Linked DNA regions of Homo sapiens: region 1 is linked to region 2. The links are chromatin contacts, found by Hi-C or POLR2A ChIA-PET in ENCODE. All regions are on one chromosome and are shown on one strand. The core of a region is the stretch at or near the end of the contact, and the rest is flanking DNA. Distances in the headings are between cores, read along the strand shown. Region 1 has its middle 230 kb from the start of ZNF608. Region 2 has its middle 160 kb from the start of ZNF608.

Region 1 (3,091 bases), core at 38-2,537, 78 kb before region 2:
TAATTGAAAGACAACAGTGAGTCAATGAGTCTTTAATCTGATAGCCAGAAGGAAAAGGTGACGAAAATAGAACATAGTTACAACCAAAGCAAAAGTATTAAGTTACTAGTTAATTATTAATTTAGCAGGATGTTAAATGTAATGACCTAAATCTCTGTAAGGTTTTTCTCGTTGTTGTTTTTGAGACAGGGTCTCATTCTGTTGCCCAGGCTAGATTGCAGTGGTGTGATCATAGTTGACTGCGACCTCGAACTGCTAAGCTCAAGCAATCCTCTGCCTCAACCTCCTGAGTGGCTGGGACCACAGGCATGTGCCACCAAGCGTGGCTAAGTTTGTCAAAAAGTATGTTTTAAAGATGAGGATTTCTCCATGTTGCCCAGACTGATCTCAAACTCCTGTGTTCAACCCATCCTCCTGCCTCAGCCTCTCAAAGTGCTGTGATTACAGGTGTGAGCCACCACACCTGGCCATTTCTGTAAGTTCTAAAGGTGTAAACAGCAAAGACAAGGAAGTAAGTTGAAACTCCCAAAACTCTTCTTTCAAAGGAAATGTCTTATCCAACCACACACACCAACACGTTTATGCTATTTGTTGAGTGTTTTTTGTTTTCCTCAAAGCTTTGGAGGATTTTATTGAAATCTTCATTTATGACTTTGAACCATATTTGAGGCCCCTTTGTATGTGCCCTGGTGTGGAAAAGCCTCCTATACTACAGGGTTCCGAATAAATAATGAGACATATACCAGGTCTATGCTTTTGTGTTACTCACCATAATAAAAATAGCGTGCTTGGTGTACCAAATAAATAATGTGTTGAGATGTTACATTACACCAAATAAATCGATAAAAACAAATGTCTTTCAGCACAATAATTTTGTCTCAAACTCTAACCACGTAATAGAAAATAGATTTCCTGTGTTCTTGAGCATGGATTGTAAACAGAACCATACCAGTAGTCTCTGTTTATTGTTTTGTGTAAGTTCAGAGGGAGAGCGGATTGTTTACTAGAACAAAATCCTTTAAAAAGAAAAAAAAAGGATTCTCATCTTTCATTTAGGTTAATAACACACTACATATATTTGTCCATCAAATTAGAATTACTGTCAGCCCATAATGCATTTTAGTTTAGCCAATATCAGTCAGTCCTGATTTATTTGCTTAATACAAATCTAATTGAGTTTCAGGCTGCTCTTCTCCTTTCAGCTGTTAACCGACCAAGTACATCTTTAATTTCCAAGACCGATGGTGTGGTAGCAGTTGAGAGGAAGAGCGATTTGCATAAGGCCCCAGAAGGGTGCCAAAACTCTTCACGCTTTAAACAACAGCCTTTATTATTCTGTAAGTGGATGTGTTGAATTTTCATGCTTTTGTTTCCAGTTCAGTCCTGACAGAAAAGAATAAAGTAGATTTTGCCAGCACCCCTGCTGTGCCCTGGGGGAGAAATTCAATGTGCCTCATTTGTCTTAATTGGAGAACCGCCCTCAGCACCAGCTTTTTCTATGAATACATTAGCATAACAGACAGAAAATTCAAGCCCACTTTTGTAGAAACAGTCTCCCCCACACACCCACCTCCCATTTTTAAGACTAATAAAAACTGCAAGAGGGGAGAAGTGTTTCATCTCCTGAATTTCTTACAGTTGCTGTTGTAAAATTCTCTGTACAGGAAAGATGCATCAAGCCTATTTTATCTCTGCACTGTTATTAGAGCCAGTCGTGGAAAATGTGATAAATATCATCCATGACGGAGAGCTGAAAGCTTCTCTTTATTCTTCATAATGTGCTAATCCTATATACTTGTTCGTTGACTGGTTATGCTGCTTTTTCAGAGGGGAGAGTAGGTTTTATATAGAGATGAATGTGTAGCAGCTATGAATGAATCTAGAAGAAAAAAAAAGAAAAATTCTCACCGAGGTGAATTTATTAACACTAAAACAAACGCAATTATCTCAGTCAAAGCAAGATTTTAAACCCTGTGCCAATTCATTGGAGAAATATTAAATTCATCTTCACGTTTTTCATATTACAAAAGGGCTCTAAGTCTGGACAAACAACCTGTGCTGTGTAAATCATTTCCCTAATCCAGGCTCTTTCAGTATCAGATTGAACTAATGGAATTTAAAGGTAGGTATTTCAAAAGAAATATTTCGTCTACGTGTTCCCAAGACTGGTATTAATTCTTTTATCACATCTGCTCAACCTGCTTGCCATTGCCAGCATGTGAAAGAGAAAAGGAAAATATGGGGAAAGATGTAATTTCTTAATAAAATGTGGTGTACACATTCTCTTGGAAAGATGGCTGCCTTTCAAAATAACAATGAATCCATATTTTGTCTTGATTTTTTCTCCAGCAGGCCTAATTTACCACGTCAGTCACATACTGCTCTCACTAGATGCCTTCCAGGGATTTTAAATAAGGTTTTGTTGTTGTTGTTAAGAGCTTGTTTTGTTTTGAATTATTTGTATGCTCATTTGAAAACTAAATACCTTTTGGGTCAGGTCCTTGTGGGTAAATGGAAAGCAAAATCATTTTGGAATAATAATTTTGAGATACAGAAGCTTCTGCGGCCTAGAGAGAAGCAAACAGTTCTTCCTTCTGTGTAAATCCTCATTGTGTCACCCATTTCAAATGTCTGGTAATACTAACAGAAAGCCTGAAGGCAATGCTGAGAGACTGTCAGCCTCCCATCCCCCTTCCTCCTCCCATCCCTCACTTTCCACTCACTCAGCCCCAGTAAACATTCCAAGAGGGTGTGGTGACTTGGTCAGTATTAGAGACTAGGAAGTAAACGTCTGCTTTCTAGCATAAGTGAATCTAAAAAATAATTATTTGACTTGATTTGTCCTGCAAGCAGATGTCAGCTTTTCACCTTGCTAATAGTTTCATTTACATTGTAAAGCTGACAAGCAGTTTACGCAGTTTATCAGATAATTTCTGCTCCTCTTTAAACAAGCATTCTGGCCACTCTGAGTTCTTCCTTGAATCCTCCTCCCGACACTCTCCTGTAACTAACCTTGATGTCTTGTCTGGGATCTGAACTCACATCTATTTCGCATGGCTAAGCCTGTTCTGCACGTCAGTTAGAGAGATGG
Region 2 (2,949 bases), core at 268-2,767:
AAAAAGGGGTTTGTGAATTTCACTGTCTTGTGGCAACTTTACAGCCTAACCCCACGTGGATGACTAAATGAATCAAAAAGTGAATGTATTTAGAGATTATCTGCTCTTTCTTTATTCTTCTGTGGTGAACCCTCTCTCCCACTTTTTTCTCCACTGGCTTCTAAACTGTGTCTCTTGAAGTTTGTCCGCCACCTCCCGCCCACATCATTTCCCCACAGTTGATCAGTTGACAGTAAAAAGACAGCAAGGAGGCTGATGTCTGGATGGCTGGATCATTTCTAAGCTGGGTATTTGCAGATCAGGGGTTTCCTGCACTTTGACAAGGATTTTTAAGCGAGTATGGTAAACAGAAAGTTGTAGATTGAGACTCTATAAAGGTGAATCAAAGTGTCTTTTGAAATCACTGGTTTCCCCATATCCCTATTGCCATATCCCTCATTATTCAGAGAAATTACAGAAAAGAGAGGTTAGCCTTCCAGGGTTACTAGTGATTTGCTGTGTTGACCTTTGACATGCTCTTTAATCTCTTAGGACTTTAGTATTTTCATCAATAATAATAACAACCTGTTCTAATTACATCACAGCCTTGCTAGGCAAATCATATGAGAGTAGTATATAAAAGATATACTACTATATTACTAGAACTAGATATTAAAAAAGGACTAGGTTAGCTTGTGTAAATAGCTTTTTAAATAATGAATGCTATGTGAATCAATATATTAATAATGAGAAAAATTAGATTTGCTTGAAAACAAAATGCTATTAAAAACAGGAAGAAGCCATGGGAAAAAAGTTTAATTTGTCATTATAACAGGTAAAGAATATTGCTATAGTCACCTTCATAATGCTCTGAGCTTCCTACCCTTACAGTGAACATTCAATACATTTGGAATAAAGAACACGTTTGAGATACACTATCAAATCAAAATGGTTTTCCTGGTTTGATCAGTGGTGGAAATCGAGGCTATTAATTTAATATCCACTCCTTCTCACCATGCACACTGGGTCATTATTTAACTGTGAGCAAATGGTCTAGGTGACTCTTAGCAAATCCTGAAAATATGTAATTTCCATTCCCACTACCAATTCCGATCAAGGCCATTCTGAAGTGCAGCAAATGAGTTTAAGTACAGGGTTGACACTGCACCGAGTACTGGCACTTTCTTGCTCCAGAGGAAGACAAATGTAAATGCTTGAAAAAACACAGTTGAGAGAATAATTGAAAATGCGTTCAATGTCTTCATCCTCTGAGAATATGTGTGTGCATGTGTGTATTTGTAGTTGCTCTTTCATAAAATGTGTATGTGTCTGTTTTGATTCTGAAGCTTCCCTCTGGTGTGGGTAGGTTTCACAGAGGGGTTCTGGCTTGTAAAGGTTAACCATGCAGAAATCAAGGCTTTGTGCATTTTTGCAAAGGTCACACTCATCAGCAGTTCCGGAAAGACTGCTGGGCAGGGCCATGGTAACCACCCCATGAGTGAACCATGGCTCTGGGTTTCATTTCCTTTAAGAACACCGCTACAGCCCCTGGTTGTGTCACCAAGAGATAAAGAGGCTGCTCAGTCACTTGAAATTCAATTTGTACATTACTCCAACCTAGCCCACCTCTTTCCTTCATGGTGTTTGGCAGCTGCTTGCTGGCACTCTGCATTTCAAATGCCTGAGCTGCAGGAAGCTGTTTAATAAGTGGGATAGGTTTTGATTAATGTAACAAGCTAAAAATAGACCATGATGTAATGCATATCTCAGCAGGAATCACAGAGCAAATTGGACGGTTTCAAAGGACCATGCTGCAGCAGAGAGTTTCTCTAAAGAAATATATTTATGTTTTTATAGCACCTTGAAGGGTCAAATTGTAGAATGAGTACATTTTGGACATGGAAGCTTGTCCTGTGGGTCTTTGAATAGCAATTATAGGTGACCACACAAGAAGCTCCAGAGAAAACTGGATATTTGACACTGACTCAGGTACACTAAGGGTCATCTATACTTCACCAAACACCCTGGTATTATTATTTTTAAAAACAGCAAAAGCGAATAGAAATGGTAGCAGTAAAATTCTGGCAGTATCTGTAAACTCAGTTATTTAAGTATTGCATTTAGTTTCGTCTAATGATCTAAAAGCCTCATGTAGTCCTATGTTTAAAGGCATTGATTTAAATTTCTCATTTCTTAGTGGATAAAATAATTAGAATTCATGTTGCTTGGTTTAAGAAAGACCAATGAAAAGAAAAGCAATAGACTTGTACGGCAAGATTCCCTTATATTTACTGAGAAATGGCACAATATGTAAATGAAATGTGGGATCACTTTTCTTAAGGGAGCAATAATTAAAGATTAAAAACAAAGTCTGGAATGTACTAAAAAGAAATGAAGGAAATAAATTCATTGTTTGTAATTGTTGTTTACTAAATCTATACATTGTAAGTTGCTAAAAATCACTTTGGATATTTAGTCAAAGTATGTGTGTCTGTGTATGTGTGTTGATGTGGTGTGGTGGGGGTAAGGGATGGGGGAAAATCTTCCCTTGCTATAAATGCAAATGAGTGTGTGGAAAAAATTATGTTTTTGTATTTTTCTCTACAAGTAATTTCACCTTCCCACTATGAGAATCTGTGTACTTTATAAATGGTCCCACACTCTGGTTACTGTAAAGATGTTGACTTGTTACCTTGCCAGTGAGGGAGAGCCAAAATTAACATTCTTAGGCTGTATGAGTAATATTTTTCCTAGAGAACTTGCCTATCTACTCAAAGTACTCATCTCATGGGATAGTCAATTAATACAACCAAGGTATAGATTCCATGAAAGTAAGTTAATGCCAAAAAGAGCAAAATTTGCCCAGCCAATGACCACAGTCCTAACCAAGCCATTCATTTTAAGAGTATCAACAATCAAATAAAATCCATCATCATTATTCCACGACAAACAACACAAATTGATTAAACT

Evidence for each region. Hi-C counts contacts between places; a loop is a spot of excess contacts on that map. ChIA-PET counts read pairs that join two places held with the same protein, here RNA polymerase II (POLR2A). Pooled maps may share reads with other maps.
Region 1: a map of B cell shows a loop between it and region 2 (5-fold over the local background). The contact joins two enhancer-like sites. A Hi-C loop is called at or near these places in 4 of 168 maps with a recorded cell type or tissue (B cell, Caco-2, dorsolateral prefrontal cortex and 1 more), 1 of 37 single-sample maps with no recorded cell type and 5 of 50 pooled maps. POLR2A ChIA-PET finds 5 or more read pairs at or near these places in 2 of 52 experiments (Caco-2 and OCI-LY7).

What each region holds. Positions count from the first base shown.
Region 1 is chr5:124,978,992-124,982,082 of GRCh38, reverse strand. No RefSeq gene overlaps it. Among named protein-coding and RNA genes, the nearest start is that of ZNF608, 230 kb to the right of the region's middle. RefSeq lists enhancers at 918-1,571, 1,572-2,226. Within about 2 kb of position 1,287, at least 5 of the 41 ENCODE cell types and tissues checked have a DNase peak (open chromatin) inside an H3K27ac peak, as active enhancers do; they include B cell and OCI-LY7, where a contact is called at or near this core.
Region 2 is chr5:124,901,004-124,903,952 of GRCh38, reverse strand. No RefSeq gene overlaps it. Among named protein-coding and RNA genes, the nearest start is that of ZNF608, 160 kb to the right of the region's middle. Within about 2 kb of position 1,517, at least 9 of the 41 ENCODE cell types and tissues checked have a DNase peak (open chromatin) inside an H3K27ac peak, as active enhancers do; they include B cell and OCI-LY7, where a contact is called at or near this core.